Linked DNA regions of Mus musculus: all the other regions are linked to region 1. The links are chromatin loops, found by intact Hi-C in ENCODE. Cell type or tissue: heart. All regions are shown on one strand.

Evidence for each region. A loop is a pair of places that touch in the nucleus more often than their neighbours do. Peaks named below come from ENCODE experiments on the same cell type or tissue, not always from the same donor. Only the 100,000 strongest peaks of a DNase experiment are listed, where the experiment ranks them.
Region 2: a loop joins it to region 1, with 2.6 times the contacts of the local background. A loop is called at or near these places in 3 of 42 quality-filtered maps.
Region 3: a loop joins it to region 1, with 2.5 times the contacts of the local background. A loop is called at or near these places in 10 of 42 quality-filtered maps.

Annotation. Positions count from the first base shown.
Region 1 is chr8:48,839,912-48,847,911 of GRCm38, forward strand. Gm19744 (a long non-coding RNA gene) reads left to right here and starts at 3,974. Exons shown (of 6, transcript XR_379026.3): 1 at 3,974-3,980; 2 at 4,256-4,335; 3 at 4,898-5,277; 4 at 7,429-7,583. It also overlaps a transcript of Tenm3 not described here. In heart, no CTCF peak of the experiment used is centred here; DNase peaks (open chromatin) are centred at 2,950 and 3,640; H3K4me3 peaks cover 3,502 bases; H3K27ac peaks cover 2,738 bases; H3K27me3 peaks cover 4,165 bases.
Region 2 is chr8:48,686,216-48,694,215 of GRCm38, forward strand. It overlaps a transcript of Tenm3 not described here. Among named protein-coding and RNA genes, the nearest start is that of Tenm3, 16 kb to the left of the region's middle. In heart, a CTCF peak has its summit at 4,594 (motif pointing right); a DNase peak (open chromatin) is centred at 4,606.
Region 3 is chr8:48,555,627-48,563,626 of GRCm38, forward strand. The region is part of intron 2 of Tenm3 (teneurin transmembrane protein 3); the gene reads right to left. Among named protein-coding and RNA genes, the nearest start is that of Gm39178, 100 kb to the right of the region's middle. In heart, CTCF peaks have their summits at 445 and 4,802; a DNase peak (open chromatin) is centred at 325; H3K4me3 peaks cover 760 bases; H3K27ac peaks cover 574 bases.

The sequences.
Region 1 (8,000 bases):
TACCTTTTTTTTTTTTGAGACCCAAAATTTCCATTAGAACTCTTAAAACAGCTGGTATCTCCAAAATTAGGTTTTAAATGTGTTCTAAAAGAAGCTTACAAGAAATCATTTATCAAACTTGGTTGCTGTAAACTTTGAAAAGGTGCTGTTATCAGTGTGCCACCTCTTCAGGACAAGGCTTCCTTCTGCAAGTGTGAGTTAGATTCTTCTCTGGACTGTCACCTCCTACTTTCTAAAGCAAAGAGGAACAGAGACTTCAAATGAAAGCCCAGAGGAGCTATCTCCAATTGCAGATTACAATCAAAGTAAGCTTGCAACCCCTAATATTCTCTACGTAAGAAAAAGCAGAGTTGAAACGGACATCTGACTTTCAAAGGCAACCCTGAGTGCAAGAGCTGTGTGTAAGACAGTCTGCTTAGTAGTTCTCCCCAGCCAAGCTTCAACAAAGGGGCAGGCAATTCAAACTGATTCTGAGTACCCTGCTTCACGCACAAATAGTACCTCCGTGACATTCTCCTACCACCCAGGAATCTAAATCCTAAGGTCTGAAATAAAGTTTAGTACAGAGGCAGTATACATAGATTAAAATAGCCACTCTTTATAGCCTAAGGAAGTTGGCTGGGTGGACGCTTCCTACAGACTACGGTCACAGTCTGGATTTATTCCTAGACTCCTCGTTGCAGGTAAGATAAACCTCTGTATTCCCAAATGCACTTTTCCACAGCAGTTGAAAAAAAAAAAAAACCATCATTTTCGTGCATGCAGCCCATCACTGATTTAGTGTTTCTGACAGATAGCTCCACTCACAGTGATAGCTACTTCACTTCCCCAGTCTCTTACTGACTTGACTCTTTACAAAGACAGGCACTACTCTTAGTTCTCATAAGCAAAGCTAAGGAAGATCAGCTTCGACTAGACTAGCTAACTAGCTAACCGGATCATTATTGTCTAGCCCTGTCTCCTTTTCAAAGAAATGTAAAAACTTTTGCTTTATTTGGAAGCTTACTTTCTATAAAAAGGTAAGCGTCCTTAACTTCCTTTGTCTTCACCCTAATAAAGCAGGTTCCTTTCTCAGCCCAAAAGACTCCTACAAGACCAGAGTAAGAAAAGCCTCCACACTACACCCTTTCATTTGTTTCTAGAAAATACAGCTGCACAAAACCATTCCATTTAGAAAAGTAACCAGCCATACGTCGTATACTATAATCTGTTTTTTTAAAAAATAGTGAACCATTGTTCATTAGTTAATATTCTTGATGCTGAATTGCTAATTTTAATGTTATTGACATAGGAGTCTCATTATTTTCCAAATACATAAATGCTAGCATAGTTCCTGTCAAACTACAATTTTCCCCCAAATCAGTTCAGTATATATAAGATGCAACACTGTCTTATTCAAAAGAATTACTTTCCACAACATAATTTTTATATTATTTTAAAGTTATATATTTCCTACAATGAGAGTAGTACTTTTTAAAGGGAAGAATATTAAAATTCCTCATCTTAAAAGGCAAGAGCATTAAGGAGACTGCAACAGGAAGAGAGATGCTCATAGTTCTAAATACACACCAGAATAACCAATGTCATTATAAACCCCGTAGCTTTGAAGAATTTAAGAATAATTTGTGAATGCCATGACATTTTAAAGTGGGATTAGCAAGTCTTATTACGGAACTAACCTCTTACTCTTACATAAAGAATTAAATATTTGCTCTGAATTTAGAATCAAAAATCGAAACTTTCCAGGCTCCTCAAGAACTTCACATATTAAGAAATCCAAGCCAGAAGTTTTGGGTACAAAAAGTGTACACTGGAGCATACAAGATAAGATTACTGAGCTGTGTATAAAATAGGTTTTAACATTACAATTTATTAAAAATATTGTGATTATACAGCTATTCCAAATTCTAAAGTCTGTCCCTAATTCTAGAAAGGCTACAAATATTTCTTTCAAGCAGGTATGGGGTCTTTTAAAGACAGAAGAAATCAAAACAATTGTTAGGCTGTATACTTCTTTAAGGTGGTCCTTTTTTAAGGTTTCCAAATGTGCCAGTTTTGTTTGCTTTCTTTCTTTTCTTTCTTTCTTTTCTTCTCATTTCTTTTCATCTGACAACGGAAGAGCAAGGTAATGGCTCCACATATTGCTATTTCAAGTAAAAAGACCAACCAGTGGACTCTGCCAGACTCGACAAATGTTTGATAAATACACTGCCAGAAGATAAGAAGTACAAGGTATTGTTAAGGGAGAGCCCAGCTGCCTGGAGTCCTGGAAAAAGTGCCAGGCTAGTTCATTTCATTTCCAATACATCTACTCCAAAGTCTTGAGAACTTTTCTCTAGCTTAGAACCTCAGAAAACAATTGCAATCGCTTTATTAATACCCGATGGAATTGCTTACTGTCGTTTCTCCATAAAAATAATTAACAAGTTAACCTCTACTACTGACTTACAGGAGAGGCAGCAGGAATGGAATCTGAACTGCATTTAGTAAGGGGTTCAGCAAAGATCAGGCATCATTGGCCCCAACCTGAAACATCTGAAGCCCCTCTCATCAGCTGTAAAGACGTGATAGTGACCTGAAGCAAGCAGCAGGCTCATCCATCTTTTTTTTTTTTTTTTTTTTTTTAATGCCCTGGTTAAAGTATGTTTTGTTTGCTTTCAGTCCCATCCAGAGTTTCCAGATCAAGTTTCAGCCGAGATCACCACTCCTCTCAGCATCCTCAGCCCTAGTTCTTTCACTCCTGGCAACTTAGCAGTCTGGCAGTTGGGGAAGACTCCTCTCCACAGCCCCGGCAAATGCTGACATCCCAAGGCTTCCAGCTCTCCCGGAAGTCCCACTGGAGTCCTCCAGATACCTTCCCAGAGAACCAGAGGTTGTGTCCCTAACTGGGTAGCACCCCCAAAGAGAGAACGAGGTCATCTGCACTCCTTGCCCCCACAGGCTCCCGGGAACCATCTTCCTCGGGGAACCCAGAGAGTCCAGAGTCACTGAAACCCTGCCCCGCTGCCAGGTGGGAGGCACCGCCAAAGTTCCCACCTGAGCCTACAGCCAAGGGTGGCAGACGCGAGGGAGGGGCGGGGACCCGAGGCCGAAACCGGGACTCCAGAGCTCCGAGTCTGTGAGCTGGGATGCTCCGCCGCCTGTAGGGCTGGCCAACTCGCAGCCGCCCCTCGGAGCAGTGCCTGGGAAAGGGAACCGCGCTTCCCTGCTCACTCGCTCGCTCGCTCGCTCGCTCTCCGCCCGCCCGCCCGAGGCCCGGGCGCTAGGACCCCAGAAAGGAAGGAGGGCGCACGGCGCCGCACTTACCGCGCTCTGCTCGCCCGCGCCGCCCGCTCGCCCGCTCGCTCCCCGGCCACCGCCGCCGCGTCCGCCCCTGCGCTCGCCTGGCCAAATTCAAAGGCGCCGGGCGCGGGGGAGGGGGCCGGTGATGGGGAGGGGAGGGAGGGGGAGATGCAAGTGTTACAACTTCCTCCGCTGCCCACGGCCGGGCGGCCCGGGGACGCGGCGAGGGGAGGGAAGCGCGCGGGCGCCAATGAGTTCACTTTCTTTTTCTCCCCCGCGCGCTCCCCCTCGCGCTTCCCGCCCGGCCCCTCCAACCTCCTCCACCGGCCAGAATCCCGGTTTCTCGGTCCGGGGAGTGGGAGGATGGAGGAAGCGAGGGAGGAAGGAGAGAAGGAAAAGGTGAACAGGCGAGCAGGGCGCTGTGCCAGGGAGCAGCATCCAGGACCGTAATTGTGGGCAAGGGCGGGGGACGTTCTGGGCGAGTGTGCCCGAGACCAGGCGCGTACACGTGTGTGTGTGTGTGTGTGTGTGTGTGTGTGTGTGTGTGCGCGCGTGTATGTGTAAGAGAGAGGAGCGGAGCCTACCATGCGCTTCCCTGGTGCGGATCGCGGGAGAGCCCAATCACAGGGCGAGCTGGACCTGGCTGTGATCATTTATAATCCTTGACTCCTCCGCTCAGCCACTTGTCAAGATGACAGGTACTTTATTTCTTCTTCTTCTTTATTCAAAAAATCAGATTCCCGGTTTTCTGCCTTTTTTCGCTGTCAAATGGGATTTGCCGGACTGAACCACGTCCACACCGCCGCCCCTCCCTCCCATCCCTCCTCCCAGCCACGCCGGTACGGGGAAAGCACCGAGGCTCCCATGCTGTGACCAATCAGTGTATCTACTACTCTCGCCGTGATTTAGGGGTCATCCATGAATAACACTTCATGCTGATGAATGGCTCTTGCCGGCTTTCGGCTCTGATGAGGGGTCTGCCGGCCGCTGATTGCAAACACTAATGAACTTACAGCACCATTTGAAATTCACACGCACCAACAAAGTGAGGGGGTACGTGCGTGGGAGTCTGTCCTTTTCTTTTCTGGGTGACCGGGGAAGAAGACCTGGGGAAAGGGGCGGGTAATTGCCTTGGATTTAAGTGGAAACACTTCTCGGTGTAATCAAACCTCTAACCTTCTTAGAAAACTACTTTTCTTGATCTTCCATAGGGTAGGCATTTCGGGTCAGCTGAGTCACCCGAGGTGGTGGGAGAGCAAGACACTGCCTGGGAAGATGGATTCCTAGACAGAAGGGTGTAATTAAGGATTGCCACCCCCGGTAGGCGGCCCGCCCTTGACGGGCCTCTGAAAATGACCTGCATCTTTCCTTCTAGAAGTGTCCTCTTGTTGGGGACGAAAAGCGCAAATGACCTTCGGACTCCGGCAGGGGAGGGCTGCACTGAACACTTAGACTTCCTCCCAGGTCCCAGCTCTGTCCTGTTTAGAACAAGTGTCCGCCCCCAGATTCAAGTAGCTGGACCTCCAACCAGTAGCCACTGTCAGGGGCTACTCAACAAACCTAAAGCCCACCACCACCAGCCCCATCCCGATCTGTTTCTCCTTTCTTCCCTCAGATTATTAGCAGCACAACACCGCCCCTGCCACACTCCCTTGGCAGTGGGAGCCGAAACAACTTTACCTCCCTAAGGACACTGCCACTTTGTAAGTTTCTGCCAAAACTCTACTCCGGGAAGCTCCAGCCCCGGGCTCCGCCCCCGCCCCCACCCTCACCCCTAGCTGCGGAAAGCCCACCCGGGGAGCCATTTTTCACTGCCCAAAAGCTCCTGCCCTTTGAGTTTTGGAACTCCAAACTTAGAACCTTTACAGAATCGCGCTCTGGCTTCCTGCCTCCAGCCACCTCCAGGCTTCTTTCTGTCCGCTGGAGGGACTGGGTCCAACGCCCTGGAGAGAACCACTGCACCAATGAGAGTCTAGCTCCTCGAGGAGCGCCCAGGTATTCCCTGAGACCAGCCTGGAGCTGCCAGAAGCAGTGGAGAGTCCCCAGGCCTGCCCTGAACTACTGCCTGCCGACTGGTCTCAGCCAAGCCCTTGGGTCCCACCTCCAATGCGAATTTCAGCACAGAGGACTCCACCGATCAGTACCTAACTTGTCCTGGCTGGAATCGAAGACATTTGTATTTTTAACTGCGTTCACAAGAACAAATCTATCAGTCAGGCAAATATAGAAAAGCCTGGACTTTTCTGATCCCCCTCTCCTCCCTCCCCCCAAAGTTTACCATGGATTTGACAAAGAGTCAGGGAACTCAAATTAGTGCATCCATGCCCATGGGTCCAGTTCCCAAAGATGCTAAGCCTCTGAGTGCACCTCTGGGCTTTGCAAAGCCTTGGCAATAAGTGAAGCTGACCCGGTTCCACCAGCATTAGTGACCCAAAGACCCACTGGCACATCTTTCTGGAATAATCTAGAGTTGCCCTAGGTTGGTACAGCCTCTTTCCTGCCACATGAATTTCACACTTTAGAAAGACTAAGGTGGCAGAGTCGGCTACTTACCCCTTCCTCTCTTCATTATCATAAGAAGTACATCACTTACGAATGTATGGCCCCACATATTACAAGAAAATCAAGTAAACTCCCTTGTCCTGATCATAAGCAAAATCTGAGGACATTTTATAAATCACCTTATAGCTCAGCAACCCCCCTCACACACACACAAATTTGTGAGTGTAACTTATAATTGTCCAAGAAGCAAACCCCCTTTCTTGCTCTTTCCTGTGCTGATATCTAAAGGACACAATAAAGACACACTACGCCAGCCCCACAGATGCCAGAACAGAGTAGTCGTGTGCAGGGAGAGATAGGGAGGGGCACTGTTTACCTCAGCTCTTCCCTAAATTCCTCATTATGGCTAACACTGCTGATAAATGAAGAAAGGAATTGCAGAAGTCATACAATGGAGAAATGGTAGCAAATCTTGGAACCTGTCTCCAGCCCACTTTCCAGTTAAGTGATATTTAACGTTTTCCACTAAATATTGCTGAAACTTCATGTTAATGGGCACACTAACACACACACCCACACACACAGGCACACACACACACACACACACCTCTAGAACACATCACTGTATGCTCTCACTCTCTTTGCTTCGTGCCAGGTTTTGCTGGTGGACAAAGCATGCTGGTGTCTGGTCAGCATTTGTCAGCTTCTGCAAGGCTCAGCCTGTAGTAAGGCAAAGCAGCCAGGGTGTGTGCATGTAGCTTGACTCCTTCTCCTCTCCTCTCCTCCCCTCCCCTCCCTCCTCTTCCTTTCTTACTGCTCTTCTCTCCCTTCTCCTCCCCACCTCCTCCCTCAGAGGTCCCATCATTTGGACCCCTTAAGAAATGTTGATGGGCAAAACCAAACTGTCCAGGTTTTGTGCTCCAAGAGCATCCCTGGAAAGCAGTGAACTGCTTGATGTGTAGCCATCCCAACTTTTGCCTTGTGGCTGCGCTGCTGTCAGGGGAGGGGAAAGATGGTGAATTGCTCACTTTGGCAGTAATAAAACCTGGACTAGCAGAAGAAATGCAAGTGTTTGCTGCCCGTGTTGGCCTGCACTGCAAACTGCCCAGGGTGGCTGGAGACTATGTAGTCTTAGCAATGCTAATCTGGTCTGCTAATCAGGGAGAGGCTGTACTGTAGCTCCTTTCCCCTAGCCTCCTCTGTCGCCCTGTCCTTAACAAGCATTTTAAGGTGACTGGAACCTTCAGATTTCCTTCGGGATTAGGAAGGGCACACCCGGGCTATAGGAAGTCAGAGCAGAGAGGCCTCTGCTCTGATATTCCAGCTCCCCTCATGCCAACCTCAGCCATGTGTTTTTGGCCATGTAAGGTGGCGCTTGCTCTCCACAGAGGCTGTTTTGAAGCTGTGTGCTTTCTCTTGCTCTGAGATCCAGCCTGTAGCTAAGGGGCTGGGTGGCAGCTGTTCCCACCTCCCTCTGCTGGGGAACAGACGCCACCAAAGCACACTTTCCCTTTTGACTTGGGAGTATTTCAAGCACACAGAAGGGGAACGTGGAGCCACGCAGGTGTAGGGTTCTCTCTCGGGAGAGTGAAGATGGGAACTCTAGTTTGAAGGTGTTCTCTGAACTTACTCCTTCTGCTTTAGCCACAAAGACCTGACTGTCAGGCTCAGACTGAGTTTCTGCAGCTCTGTCACCTCTTCCACTAAAGGGATTCCAGACACTGAAGAGCTGGCAGACATGACATTGACAGCTATAGTTCAGACACTAGAGCAACCAACCCGTCTTTTGAAAAGCTCAGGTAAGTCAACAATCCCCGAGGGGTTATGTCTCAACTAGAGCAAGGAGCAAGCGGATGGATGGGCCTCCTGGATCTTGTAGAACACGCTAAAGGCTGGTGGTCCCTGAGACGAGTCTGAGGTCTAGGTACATGACATCTTCTCTGTAAATCATTTCACAACGAGTCAAGCATGCACTCTGCAATAACTCACAGCACTAGAACTTAAACTTGATACACAAGTCTCTCAAGTAGCCATCAAGTGATTATCAGGCTGTTTTTACACACACACACACACACACACACACACACACACACACACACACACACACACACCTACACACCTTACAAATAACTTATTTCCTTTGGCAATTGGTCTGGGGGAAACGAAAACATATTCTAATTTGATCAAAGTCATAAAACGAAATGACTGTTACTAGT
Region 2 (8,000 bases), 150 kb before region 1:
ACAACCAGGGCTACACAGAGAAACCCTGTCTTGAAAAACAAAACAAAACAAAACAACAAAACCCAAAATTCTGGGAGTAATCAGATCTGGTCTGAAGGAATAAGTAAGGAACTAGCTATGTGTCATATATGTAACATTGTGGCAACAAAATGGCCTCGGATGCTCACCATGTAAAACAAAGGAGCAAACAAAGAAACAAAGAAACCCGACGGCTTGATACTGTTGCAGTGTTTGTTTGGTTGGAGGAGGTCCTTCCGACTTCAAAGGAATGAATGATCTGGGTAGATGTGTCAGCTATAGTCAAACACAAGGTGGAAAAATGACACCCATTCATGAAACGCTCCCACACTAAGTATTTTGCATGTAGAGACTTTGAATTACCAGTTTTAAGGAACAGGAAATAAAGTGAATAGCGCTAAGACAAAGTCTCAAGTCCAGCCACCATTGTGGCCACACTGGGGCTCACACTCAAGTATCTTACTCTTCCTTTATTTCTATGCTGTCAATAAACCACAGGAACCCGAATCCAAACCTTAGGTTGTAGAGAAAAAGACAAGCTGGCCTTCTAGATGGTTTAAAAATGGCTGGAGCTATCCATGACTTAAAGTCCCATCTGATGGGCCTGGTGACAGTTGGAAAGGGCTTCTGAGATAAAGAGTTGATGTCATTTCCCTAATTGCTGCGCAGAGTCCTTTCCTTAAGAGTGGCCAGAAAAGCTTCTGGTGAATTATTAATTTCTATCTTGGTTATTTATCGAGTGCTTAAAATATGGCAGGTGCTCTACATATATGCCCTCACTTAACCCTTACAATAATCTTGCTAAGAATTATAAATCCCACTTCGTACAAGAGAGCTAGGACCAAAAGGGATTGATTGACTTGCCCAAGATCATACAGACAGCAGCTGATCAGAATTTGAACCCATTCCTCATTATTCCAAATCTTTTTGTGTCTCTGAATTTATATGTCTATATGTATGAGTGTGTGCATGTGCTGGTACATGTATGTATATGTGTTTGTAAGTGTGTATGAGCATGTATGTGCTGCTGCATGTGTGTATGCATGAGTGTGTATGTGTTGGCCCATGTGCATATGTTTGAGTGTGCATGTGTGTATATGTATGGAAGCCTGTGAACAGCTTCAACCATTGTTCCCTAGGTGCCATTTACTGTTTTATTTTGAGATAGGGTCTCTCAGTTGCCTGAGACTTACCATGAGGGCTAGACTAGCTGGCCAGGGACATGCAGGCAGTCACCTATTTGTGCCTCCCTAGGGACAGGACTATAAAAGCACACATCACCACGCCTGACTTTTTTTTTTTCCATAGGTTCTGGGGATCAAATTTAGATTTTCTTGGTATCACTTTATAGATTGAATTTCATTCCTAGCCATCACACCTGTATCCTCAGTCACTGCCTTCACATCAAAATCTTAGAACAAGCAGGAGAATTAAACAATGAAAATCCCACGAACAACCCCAATACTCAAGAGGCTTACATTGGAAATATATGTTCAAGGTGAACCTCAGCTACTAAGAAAGTCCCAGGAAAGCCTACTTAAGGAGATGCTGTCTCAAAAAGACAAACAGTAACATTTAACAACAACAACAACAACAACAAAACAATAAATAAAAACAAACAAAGCAGACAGAAAGAAAGGGGGACTGCAGGGAACAGCAAAGGGTTTTAACAAATTGATTCAGGATATCAAGAGACCCACTGTTAACAATCATGAGGCTGTCCTATTGAAAATACCATCATATTTAAATCTGCTGAGAACCCAGTACGGGGGAAGCAAAAATAAAAACCAAATGAAACTCATCGGAGGAGTAAGGAAAAGAATCCAAGGCCAACAAGACACTTGAATATACTGAAAACATTTCCAAGCTGCTCCTCTAAAAATAAAGGGCCAATGGAATGTATGGTATTATATGTTTCAGATGGGGACATGGGCCCAATTCTCTTTAGTTGTCTTCCACCCCATGTGGTCCGGTTATCCATGGGGACAGGCTACGCTCATGGGGTTCCTCATGGTCACTGGAATCCTCCTTGCAAACCTGTGTTTCCCTCCGTGGAGATGAGAGAGTTGGTTCATGTGGCCCTGACACTCGATGTCAGTGATTGCACAGGAGAGGACCTGTGACCTAATTCGTGCCGGTAAGGTCAGTCCCGGGACATCTGATAAAGCCACTGGCTGCAAGCCTATTTCATTTCATTGCTGTTACTAATCTGGGAGGCTGTAAACTTGGAGCTTGTTTACATTTCTGGAGAAAGACTGCCTGCCATTGCAGTCTATAAAGAAGAAACAGACCTCAGAGACAGAAATACGATTTAGAAACAGATTCGGAAACAATATGTTCCTAGCCTGCATTTTTTCAACTAAAAATATCTATACTGATACAAGCGTAAAGAACAAGACAGTGCAGGAGTTTCAACAATACAAACTCATGTGTAAAGTCTAGCTCTCACTATTTACCATTGATGAGACATGTGGCCTTAAGTGGTTGCATAAAGTCTCTAAGGCTCTGTCTCCTATATTTAATTTCCTAGCAAGCACACACTAATAGCCTTCTTGTAGACAGACCATGAAGATTAGAAGAGATTAAAATAAATTCAAGGTGTTTAGTGTGGTGGTTGGCATATGCATACTTGATAAAATCCAGCTACTATCATTAGGTCAAGAACTTTGTCCCATGTGCAAGAGTAACATCCACATTAGTCACCTAAGGGCACTAGGTGGATTAAAAATGGATCCAAGCTCAGTTACAGAAGTCAGACAGCAAGGAATTAAGACACGCAGAAGGAAACTGGTATTTTGCTAAAATTTTTGAATGGAATTTTAGTCGTGAATTTTTATGCGCTTATTCAGAAATTCCTCCACAGAACGAGGTGGAGAGCACAGCCTCCATACGAATAATTTCAAAATGATTTCATATATAACGTTATCCAAATATTTATGTCTTGGTTGCAGAAGGCGGTAGGCAAACACTGAAGGGGCTTTCAAGGGCAGCCATAAAGCTGATTAAGAGGCTCTGGATTCAAAGAGCTATGTTAGGTTTATTTTAGTAACAACTAGGTGGATACCTGATAACTACCCACAAGTACTTGGAGAATAAAGGATAACTGCCGTTATTCACGCCTCGGTAACCCACAGGCAAAATTGCTATAATAAACATGCATTCTGTCTACTGCCTACAGGACAGTTTTGATCTCAGTCTGAAAAGCCCCAGCCCAACCAAATGGCACCTTCTTCACAAACTCCCAGGGAGGGAGAAGCAGGGTCCAGTGTTGAATGGAACATAGTCCCTCAATGTAATGAGGTCCAGTGGAAGAAAGATATATATGAACAGATTCCCTCAAAACACTTTTCCTCCTTGAAGTGAGTATCTCTAAGGGAATGGAAAAGCCCATGGTAGAGTTGCTCCAGGGTTTCAAAAGGACTTTGGATTCAGTCTGAGAGCCTAAGTGGCCACAAAAAATCTGAAGGAACCCCTCTTGGGAACTGCTGGCAAATTGCTTGCTTATAAGGAAGGGGACTTGGGTTCGAGTCCCAGAATACACATAAAACCGCTGGGTATCGTGGCCCAAGCTTGTCGTCCCAGTGCTAGGGAATGAAGCCAGTGGAACCCATGGGGTTTGCTAACTAGTGGGCGTCTGGACTAACTGGTGGACTCAGGGTTTAGTGAGAGATCCTACCTCAAAGGGTTCTTGATGATAACATCTGAGGTTGACTTCTGGGCTTTATATCCATGCACACACATGGACATATAGACTATATAGATAGACACATGTGTCCCTGCATACACATGAACGTCCATAGACACATATACACACTGAAAAAGAAACAGACCCTCTTGGTGCGCTGTGAAGATGCCATAGGCTACTTGGGGTTAGATTTAGCTTCTAACATCATGAGACTTGGGACCAATGTTGTTACAGTCAGCCTGGGAAGTTGGCTGCACATGGAGGTTTCCTGTAATATTTTACACCACCAGTGTTTACTATTTGTTTTTAAGCAAACTGAAATGTAACCGTATCAAGGACTATAAATATGCTTCCCGAGGTGTAGTCTCACCTAATTCAATGTTTTGACATCTTAAGTTTAGTCATACATCGTAAAGTGTGTATGCATCGCACACTGAGCACTTTGGCTCCGTCTAAATGCTGCCAGTTAGTTAAGTAAAAATAGGAAACGTGCATTCAATCACTTGGCCCTGGATTTCTTGGATGTTTTACATCAGAAAGATAGATAAGTGCATAATTCAGACATTTTTAGAAGGTCGGTAGACATGGCTCAACTTGGGTCAGAGACACTTGCTGAGGGGCTGGGGGCTGTAATTCAGGCTGTCCCACGTTGTTGCTCAAGTGGGTGCCTAGGAGGGGACTTTGTCGGCACAAAGGAAGCCCTTTCAATAATGAGCACAAAGGCTTGGGAGCAAGAAAAGCCATTAAATTCACTCCCATGTTTCCACTAATGGCAGTTATAAAGCAAGGCAGAGAGTTAAAGTGGAGCTGGGCAGCAGCTGAAGCTGGTGCCTTCTCAGATGTCTGCTGAAGCAGGATTCTTTCACCGCTCTTCCTGACCACAAAAGGGCAGTGCAGGCAAGAGTGTTCCAGTAGACGCACAGAGAAAGTCAGCACACTTGGTTCTCCGGCTGCCTGCCTGCCTGCCAAGTGTCAAAGCTGGACTTCTGCCACTGCTTAATACCAGGGCGACGTGTTCAGACAATTGTTTTAAAAAAAACAAACAAGCAAACAAACCACACTCTCAAGGTAATCTGCTAAGTTGTGGCTACTCGATAAATATAAAGCCACCACAACAGTGAGAAGTGAGTCAATTTTGTCTGTGTTTCTGCAGTTGGAAAGGCATTGCCAAAGTGCACCAGCAATTGTCTAGAAGATAGGATCCCATTCTGGCCATGGTGGCTTTGCTGTCAGATAAATTTAATTTGCTGCTCATCTCATTAAAAATGGGCATGCTACCCAGGCGTGGTGGCGCATGCCTTTAATCGCACCACTTGGGAAGCAGAGGCTGGTGGATCCTTGTGAGTTCGAGGCCAGCCTGGTCTACAAAGGAATTCAGAGAAACCCTGTTCTGAGAAAACAAAACCAACCAACAACCAGACAAATAAATAGATGTCCTGTCAGTTAATAATCTATATGCTGAGAGATTTTAATTAAATTTGCAGTAGCACTGGTGAAGGACTCTAATTTGTACAAATAATTCCTTCCAAGGTTGGGCGCCATTGAAAATTTCCCTCAGCTTCCTAAATGGGCTCTGTGGAGGTTTCTACCCCTGTCTAGAGATAGCATTTCTGCAGGTAGGAGGTGAATTATTTTAATACTCATTTAATTTTTGGTCCCTCTACTTTCTGGTTACATGTAGGGGGCCAATTAGCACTGATTGCTGTAATAATTTTGCATATTGGACACCTGTCACCTATGGAGCAGACGAAGACCACGAACCTAATTTCACGTGGGCCACCAAATAGTCTTGACTACTAACTATCAGGCATCTTGACTGCATCTTCTTCTCCTGCTCTGCCCTCTGCCCCTTCATAAACACATGACCCCCAGTAATCATGTACGCTATGAAAATATCACTTTGGAGAGAAGAAATTGTGAATTCTCTGATTTTTCATGACTGTGTTTTGGAAAACACAGCACTTGGTCGAATTATTTCTCTAGTACATGGTAGCAAGCATGTAATGTGGAATATATTTTAATTGCTGTGATGTAAATGAGGCTTTGGGGTCATGTTACAGAGTGTTAACTGAAAGATCCAGCTATGACTTTAGCATGCCTGCAGGCCTTTTAAATTGTTATGGGAAATTGCAGCATTCAATTGAGTAGATTCAACAGTGAGCTCCCTTAAGGCTTATTACAGTTTGGCATCATGATGCCAATTTCAACTAATGTACCTAATGCCTTTCCCTCTCATCCTTTATCTACAGAGCCTTCCTAGTGGATACAACTTGAAAACCTCAAAACACTAGGCAGATGAACTATATACATGATGCGACTTACCATTATGTTATTGGCCCAAGTCCTCAGGGCCCGTGGGGCTAGTCTTTGATGGAGTTCATAATGTTATGAGTACTAAAAACTGCGGGGCTAATAGTAATGCAAAATAAATAGAAAATGTCCAATTATTATAATTGAATTTTTTTGTTGTTGTTGTTAGAACAGTTTGTGACACACGTTCCTTAAGCAATGGATCCAAATGCTTCAAGATTCGAGGAGTGAATGTCCAGGTTATTTTACAACACGCTTACAAAATGTACCCTAAGTTACAAATGTACTCATGTATGCTCTCGTAAGTCAGCCGCATTAACCCAGTTCAGAAAACATATTTCAAATACAAGTGTGGTTTCCTGCCCTATGAGAAAATACAGGAAGGAAGGGTAAACTTTTTTAAGTAAATAAAGTATAGGTCAGTGTAATTTATACATACTGACCTAATAGGAAAGATCACTTGCTTGCATTCCCTATTGTTTAGTGCAACCCTACTGGGCTCTCAGATAGAGCCTGGTAGTGCCAGCCCTTCTTCTCATCTTAGCCTTCTCCTACGCAGTACAAATCACCCCATTCAGTAAGAACTGCAGAATATGGAAAGCTAATGACAATTATTACCAGATCTCTGACTTCTCTACCATCATAAACAACAAAGGAACATCTTTCCTGTAGACACCGCCACCAAGAGCATTGGCAAAGTAAGGATCACACATCACACTGAAATCAGGTATGGTGACCCAGACACATACTCAGGGTTGCAGATGACCAGCAGTCATCCTGTGGGAGTTACCCTTCCAGGGAAGGTCAAGACAGAGAAGCATAAGAAAGCACTTGGCAGAAGCGAAGAGGGTAGAACAAACAGAAACGGGGTGTCTCCGAAAGCATCTAGTTAAAAGGAAGACAAATTAGGGTTAAAATGTCAGGAAACAGAATGCCATAGGAACAGATTCTGAAGAAACCCTCGTCCTCGCGAAGAGCTCCCCGCGAGATTGGTTTATTAGTCTAATCGCACCTAATTTTCTAGTTCAACAAATGCTCCGCTAGGGTGTTTATGGCATCCTTTGAAGCACTAAACATTTTGGTGGCACACTGAAAGGAATAAAAGATTCCAAACAGCATTGAAAAGTCACACGCAATTATAATGCAATTATTTCTATAGTAAATCAATGCCTCTGCAGTTTCAGGAAAGAATAATAGCGGCTTCATTCCTCCACTCGCTGGTCGTCAAAGCTTGTTATTTGTTAACAATCTATGGCTTTTTTAAGCAGAGTGCTTCATTATCTTCATTATCATCTCTCCTATATTCAAGGGAGAATGACGATGTGTCAGTAAACACATTAAGACATCCTGGAACTGCTTTGATTGTGTGATGCTAAATGGTGTGGTCACATGTCCCCTGTTCCATGTAGCATGTTCACTCACCACCAGCACAGAACTTTCTGCAGACTGGACCCCATCGCCAACCTGGGTCTCCCATGTCCAGTGAATGGGAGAAGATGGGGGCGGGGCTGACTAATGATTGATGGCTCTCACTTCACCTGCTCTCTCACTCTTGGGACAACTTATGAAGACGCCCAGCTTCGGTGGCTAACGCTTTCTAGCTGAACACTATTTGGGACATAATGGCTGGGAAGAGAAAAGACTGAGTCTAATTAAAATTCTCTACCATCTTTTTAAGTCTGATTACCGTGGCCCTTCTCTACCTCACCTTTTTTGTTATCTCAGTAGAAGAATATACTGGAATGCCATTTTTTGTTTGTTTTGTTTTTGAGATGAAGATTTCTCTATTTAGTTCTGGGTCTCACTCTGTAGACCAGGCTGGCCTCGAACTCAGAGATCCACCTGCCTTGGCCTCACAAATCCTAGGATTAAAGAAGTATGCTACCAAACCCAGCTGCATACTACTCTTAAATGTCTTCCACACAATAAGTCTGATTCACATGTGATTTGGTGTCAAGTAAACCCTAGCAATAACATACAGATGATT
Region 3 (8,000 bases), 280 kb before region 1:
CAGCACTGTGCTCCCGTACAGCCCGGCAGGCTGCTGTGCATCCTGCAAACGTCCATAGTCTCCACCCGCTCGACTTTCCCGGGCTTACAAAGAATCTCCTTTCCCCGCGCGCATCCTGAATCCCGAGCCCTGCTCCGCCACCTTTCTTGCACAGCACAGGCTTCATCACACCCCCACCCCACACCCAGGGGACCGCCACTTCTCCTCTGGTCGGCCCAACTAAGTCCCGGCAGAGGCGCGCCAGCCCGTACCTGCAGGCGGGAGGAGTCCACACGCGGCCCGGAGTCTAGCTCGCCCGGCCCGGCGTGCGCAGCGCGTGGGTGGGTGTCGCCTGGGAGCGCCGCGGGGACCCGCGCAGCCCGCGCTCGCCCTGAGCCTCGGTCACGTTGCTCCGCCACTCTTGGCCCCGGGACGGCGCAGGGGCGGCCGTGCATCCCGGTACTCACCACTAGCGCCCCCCTCCTCCCCAGATGCTGGGGACCGTCACCAGGGGCCCTGGAGCTGGAAGCTTAAGACCAAGTGGTCTGATCTCTGAATGAAGTGCAGGGCTGGCCAACCCTGATCTGCAAAAGCTAATGTGTTCTAACCAGCTTTACTTTTAAATAAAACATACTTCAATATTACTGCGCTCAATTTTTTTTTTATTCCCCAAACTGTCCCTTCCTCTCCTCGGGCTCCACTTTTATCATATTTTTCAATCCCTCCATTCCAACGTCCTGCCTTTTAATTTCTCTTTCTTCTAGAACATTCTACCTCCCCCTTCAGACACCACTTCCAGTACTCTGAGAATGGCTGTTCAAGGATTTTTAGATTTACCAGCGGGTTTTTTTTTTTTACAGTTATAAAAGATACATACATATGTACATATTTTTTCATTCATTTTAATCAATATATTGTTACCATTTTTCATTTTTCATTTTAACTCACTTTAGACTCACACACCCCAAAAGATGATACTGTAGGAGATAAACTATCATTTCATCCCTGTATTTTTCAAGAATCCACGTACTTCCACTCCCCCCTTCTTTTGGGGAAGGACAATCATTTTCCATATCCTCAGGATTCCACGATAACCATGTTTGTCCTTTTTTGGCTTTGATAGTCCTGACATCTAAGGGTCCAAGGTTACGAAGGCATCCCTTTCTCTGCAGACTTCCTCTTCTCAATCTCCATGACCTTCTCAGACATCCATCAGCACACCGAGAAATAGCAGTTGCCACTCCATATTTAAGCAAATTATCTGCCTCTTACTGTTCTTTCATAACGAAGGAGGCCCTTCTAAAAACCACGATTCACCAAACGCATCCTATTCCAGACTGTGCGGGGAGGGATCGATTTGGGACCTTTAATTGGCATTATTAAGATATCATAGAAGTTACTTTAAAATAGCAATTATTTAAAATTTAGACGTTCCTTTGACAATCTAAAATTTGAAGTTATTTCAAGGTTTTGAAATTCTCTTTAGTAAAATTGGGTCAAAAAAGAGAACAATAGATATTTTTTTTAGGGCACAAAAAAAAAATTCAAAGCTCTTAAGCAAATACCTCCCTGAATCAACTGTTTTGAAAGAATCATTTCACAGATTCTCCAATGCTTGACTCTTCTCTGGGTGGATAGCCCCAAGACATTGCAAGTACACACTATATAACCTGAAAACAGAGCATGAAGAAGCTGTTCTTGGAGTCTTAGAGAAATTAAATAGGCAGAACATTGCAGAGTTGGAAATTGCTAAGACCCAAGGACTCGTCTGTCCTTGGGAAATGTATCTCTTGATTCTGATGACCACGGATTTGCAGATCTGGATCAGAACGGGAGAACACAGGAAGATGGACGGACTCTTTAATGGAAGAATGAATGGTTTGAAGAGCTTAAATAAATCACAGTTTGGGGCAAGATGAATCTTAAGAAGACCGATATTTGGCACGCTCATTTCCCCAGATAAATGCTATGCAAATTGGTCACTGATTGATAGCATTTATTAAAATTCCAATTTAAAATGCTAATTGAGCAATGCCCATTTATAAATATCAGATCCAGGTTAGGCAAATGTTTTTAATGTAGCATTATATTGGAAGTACGCTACGTATGTGTCTAGTTTTTCTGAATACAAAAAGTGATTATTCCAAATGAGACAAAGACAACATCCCTTAAGAATTATCAAGGGCTGACTTTCACAGAGCCTGGGTAGGGACAGAAGAGACCTAGGAAGAGATGTTTTTAAGTTGTTTCCTTTGCTGACATATGAAGGATGGGGTCTCCATACATTTTCCAAGGAAAACCATGGGATTGCGACCACACCCATCCACGCAGTCACTCACTGCCATCTTTTTTTGGGAGTCCACCAAAGGGTCACACAGGGCAGTGTGCAGACATAAGGCACACATTCAGTTCCTGTTTTCTTCTATCATCACTGGCCATATTGATGATGCTGGGATTAATTAGCATTATGGATACTGCCTTCACAACCAAAGTAGTTCTTACAGAGGATCTGCAGAATTCCCTACAGTTGCACAAGCAGAAACTATTAAATATGTTGAACCATGTGGCTATTTTATGTTGCGAATGAATAACCACATGGAATCATACTTGCAATATTAAATGAATCTTACTTATAACTGAATTCAGTTCTTTAGGCATAAAACACTAATGACTGCACACCACAAGGAAGATTTTTAAAAATGCATGAACCAAACCAAATCAAAGCAGATTGGGGTTTTTTTTTTTTGTTTTTGTTTTTGTTTTAAAAATGGGCCCATGAATGAGCTGTTACCTCCAACTGGTGCTGACCTTGCTTCATAGTCACAGTGCTTCTGGCCTCTCCCTACAAAGCCTACAGCCTTGAAGAATCAGAACCAGAACGCAACTGAAACCAAGATATTTACATTCCCGGATAATTATTAAGCACTGGAACCAGACTGTCAGAGATGCTAACACAAAATCAATCTCAAACACAGCAATATTCATATATGACCATGTGAAGCTAACACTACCATAGAACATCTCATGCCAGGACAGCATAATATATTGAGCATTTTGGTGTGTATCTTTCTTTTTCTTTATTCTGTTTTTGTCCTGGATATCAAACCAAGTCACTAGCATGATTGGCAAGTGCTATGCCCTGAGCTAACACCTACTACTTAAATTCTCTAAGCCCCTTTAAGTAGCCAGCAGTAGTGTTCCACTTTATAGACGAGGTACTGGAAACTAAAGGGGCTAAGACTGTACCCACCTATTTACAGGGTGCCAGGCTTAGGCTATGTCTCAATGAGAGGGCTCCTGAGTCACACAGTCCTTTCAGAGACTTGGCTCAATAATTAAACTGGTTTCAAATGTGTTGTTCACTGTCTAAGCCAAATTTATCAAGCAAGGTATATCACCTACTGGGAACCACGATGCCCCAGTTTACAAAGGATGTAGATCATAGATGAAGGAACAAAAGGCCAAATACCTTAATTCCTCCTGTTTTGAAAATACTTCAGGAGGGTATACCAATATTAGTATTGTTTGCAAACTGGAAATTTTGTAGCAGAATAAAATGATCACAAAGCATTCCTAAATACTTGATTTAGAAATTATCATGTGAAGGATGGCATGTGTCTGCCAATTAGAAGGTCTCTGCTAACAATTGTAATTTCACTTAAAAGCGCTGTTCCTTTAAAAAAAAAAGAATGTCAAAGAAACTGTTACCAAGATTCTAGTATACTGATATCAATTGGTGTATAGTAATTGTGCTGATATCAACTGGTACCTAATAATTGCACAATTACTCTGGTCACACACTCTGCATAAAATTTTAGATTTTATTGAAAGTTTTGCCAAACATTTTTTTTCTGGTCAGTAGCACACATAATTTCCTAACAACCACAGCGTCTCTAGTATTAGTTGATGAAAAATCTATTTTAAAATCATATTTCTGGTCCTATTTTCTCATCACATTCAAGGTTCATATCCACAATAGATATAAGGACTTGAAAACAGCCTTGCAAGAAAGGCCAGCTCATAATTTTTCATGGGTGTCTGTAATGAATCTAAAGAAATAAAATCTAGGTGATTCTTCACCCCCAAATATTCATATTTATTTTAAAACTAAATGAAAACAGCCACATGTGAAAATGATTCCTAAAATGCAAGTTTCTTTTCTTTGTTTTCAAAGCCATTGATTTTTTTTTTCACCAAAAGAAAGAAAAGTCAGTCAAGTATGTGATAAAGAACTGAAGCTCTTTGCTTTGCAATCAAGCCGGTGTGTACCAAAAGAACTCATCCTTATTTCTGGCCCCATTCGGGTGACCTTGGGCAGGAGCCTGCTGGGCCCTAACCAATCTGGACAGACAAGGGAAGAGGAGGAAGCAGGGACCAGGTGGATGTGATGAAGTCTGGATTCCTTGCAGGGGGCAAGCAAGCAAGCCGCTGGATCCAAGAGGCTTGGTGACCGCCTGCTTCCTTACTGGCAAACTTCCAAGCTGGAGAGAGACCAGGGTGAGCAAGGAGATCATTCCAACCTGGTGGGAAGCTAGACAGGGCTGGAGGGCAGACTTTCAAAACTAAGATGGCCAGCAAGAGTTTTCAGGGGAAGGGATGCCAGGTACTGAATATATAGCAAGAGCTAAGGGATCAAGCCAAACACCTCCCAAAGGCAACATTAAAAGGGAGTCTCCAGTTCCAAGGCGTATAGAACCTTATAACATCTGTGAACTACCGGCCTCTGGAAGTGCAGTGGGGAGGAAGAGGAGAGGCGGAAGGAACACACTGTTCATCTCTAGCACATGAGTGCAGGCAGCAATACTAATTCCCAGGCCCACCCAGGGATGGCACTGTCTGTCTATTCAAGCGGAGCAGCCTACTGGGGCTCACCTAAAATTTCAGGTCTTGCAGATAGGAATACCTCCTGGAGGCATATTTGTATGTATTCTCTGACAGTTCAAGTTTCATAAATACCGATGTGATAAATAAACGTTAACTAAGCGACTCCGGTCGAGCAGCAATGCCCTCAATCTGGACTGTTTATTCTCAGCCACTCCCTTTCCCATGCCACAAAACACTGGCCTTAGGACCACTGCAGTTCATGTCAAAAAAAAAAAAAAAGAAAGAAAGAAAAACTAGGTAGCATGCCTGTGAATTCACGTAAGGCACTGTATGTATCTTTCTTTGTCTCAGAAAACTAAGAGCTACTTATTTGTGAGAAATGGCGATGGAGTGTCATCAGAGGGTTTGTCTGTTCTGGTACCAGACCCAGGTGCCAGTCGGTTCCTTCCTCCATGTACTGAACACAACACGGAAGTCATATAAATTTTGACATTTACCTTTTAAATTTTATAATGTCAAAAAAAATTTTCCACACGATCAGCAGTATCAATCATTTCTGCATCTACTTCGGAAAACACATGTAGATAATCAGCAACGTGTTGGCTTGTGGTATTTTCATGAATCGGGTACATGAAATATGTTTTTAATGAGTTCTCTTGAATTGTGAACATAAAGTATGTGTAGATTTCTTTTTATACTTCACTTTGCTAAATGCTTGGCAAGGCTGCTTTTCACCCGGCCAATCACAGCTTGGTCATAATGTGACATAAAGGAATTTCCTGATTGGCCAGGACCAGCTGAAGGGTCTGGCTGTGTGCCCCCATTGAGTTGAGCGAATATCTTTTTCTATCCATCTTCACACCATATTCTGCTGCCTGTCTTCTTGCCCCTAACTCCTTTCTGACCATAAACATTTCACGGAGACAGAGACTGTTGGGTAAGGGAAATGGCAACTGCATGATTCCTCTGCAGACTCCGCAACAGGTACAAACTAAGTAGGCAGTAAGTAGGTGCTGTGTAGATGGATGGGTCACTAGAAACAAATAGTCCAGACTAGAGACACACCTTGTTAAATGAAGTAGTCCAGATATTTGCCTTTATTAGACTATGATGAGGTAATTGTACTTATGAGACTATGATGACATAGCTATTGTGTCTCTCTCCCTCCTCCCTGCCACTACAACCCCACTCACATACACCAATGAGGTGACATGCATTTTGACAATAGAAGTTGTGACCTAATGGAACTTACCGCTATTGGTAGTTCAAGTCATTATTGTAAACTCCATAATACATATGTTTTTGTCATAAAATCACAAGATTACCACATTGGATATAAACATATTACATGATCTAGACTGACCTGCAGATCTCTTCCAAATATAGTCCATGAATATTGACACTGTGTCCTAATGAATTTTGTTGTTTATCTTTTGGTACTTGTACTATACCATATCCATCCCAGTAATATAACTATGCCATATCCGTCCAAGTAGTATATAACAGTGCTTATTCACTGTTTTGAGAGTATCCCTCTAAAGCCACCACTTATAGACAATGCCTTCACTAGCATCAAGTATCAGTGATGAACAGTTGGCTGCCATTTTCTCAATAAGGACATTTCATCTTCTTGAAGGTGATTATTCTTTAATCTTCCCTTAAAATCCATTGTCATGATAAACTCAAAAGTTATTATTATTTTACCTCACACATCAGTTTTTTTAAAAATCTCTTTCATCCTTTTACTGGCTCCCTTCTAAACATCTCTTGACTATAAAGGGTGGAGCTAGCCAAGAACCACAAAGTCTCAGAGCCTCTGCCAGAGTTAGGGGCCCCGAGAAAAGAATAAAGTTTGGTGGAAGGACAAAAGGTCAAGTGAGAGAAAATCCAAGGCGAGCATCTCACCACTGTCTATTCAGAGGTGGGAAGGGGTGACGGAGTTCTGCAGCAGAGAGTCACAGCTCCGTCCAGGTGCGTTACCATCATGCCTGAGATCTAGAGGCAGTGTGTGAGTGAGCAGAGGAAGCCACATGCTCAGCTTGAATCTTGGGGATTTCCGAAGACGATAACGAAGAGCACCCTGTGGAAGACCACCCCGTAGAAGAGGTCAGGGCTAGTGGGACAGAGGGCGACCTCTAGGAAACTGAAGAGGATGAACAGCACACATGACACGTCCAGCAGGACAGCCTTCAGGATCTGGGCCTGGGCACAGTTCGGTGATACTTAATAAGAATCCTCGTTGCAGATTAATATTTAGGATGATGGAAGCTCTTGGAATTGGCAGGCAGAAGCAGTTTGTGAGCTAAAGGATGATAATTTCTAGAACAGTAATGGGGTGAGTGTCCGATTTAATGGTTGTTTGAAAGAAAATGGATGCGGAGAAACGAAGAGAGGAGACCAGTGTACAAGCTAGCTTTTTTCCTTCTTCAGAGCATCTGTACTTTAATTCCACTCACACTAATTAAATGACTACTATGTGCCCAAAACACCTTAGGTAGTTTTAACCGAAAAGACTTCCTTAGTTCCACAAAGAGCCAAGCTAGTTAAAACTTGGGGAAAAAAAATAATGTGTCTCCATTATTTAAATGTTCTTGGCAAGGGGCGGTGGTGGGGGTCAGGGAACAACTGTGACAATTTTTTTTAAAAGAAAAATTCCTAAAGAGGGTCTGTACCAATTTGTAAAAACTAAAGTACACTTAGAGTCTTGCTAGAAGCAATTTCAGCAGGAAAATTAACAAGTGGACGCAGAAACTTCTGGGTACGGAGGGGTCCTGTTGTTTGTCTTATTCTGAGGGCTTTGAGCTTCTGAGTGTCTATAGACTTCTGGTGTCATCTTTCTCTTAGGAAAACTGGAACAGACGGAACCAGGTCCACCCGAATTATTGGATGGCAGAAATAAGGACATCTATTGATGCTAAACTAACTGACGATGGCTAGAGGCTTTGACAAACCAGGGTTCATGACCTCTGATGCACACCTCCCCACGGAGACTCTGACACCAGACAATCCAGCCACTTTGGAGTCCATCGCACATGGTAATTTGACTTCAAAATGCAAACCACTGTGAAGCCCCCAGAACTGTTGTTATTTCTGGCCAGGACCTTTGTGAGATTTTCAACAGAAAAAAAAAAAAAAGTTTGTGCAGTGTGATCATTCAAATGAACTTCAAAGATGAAGGTGAAGTAAGCTGGAGTATT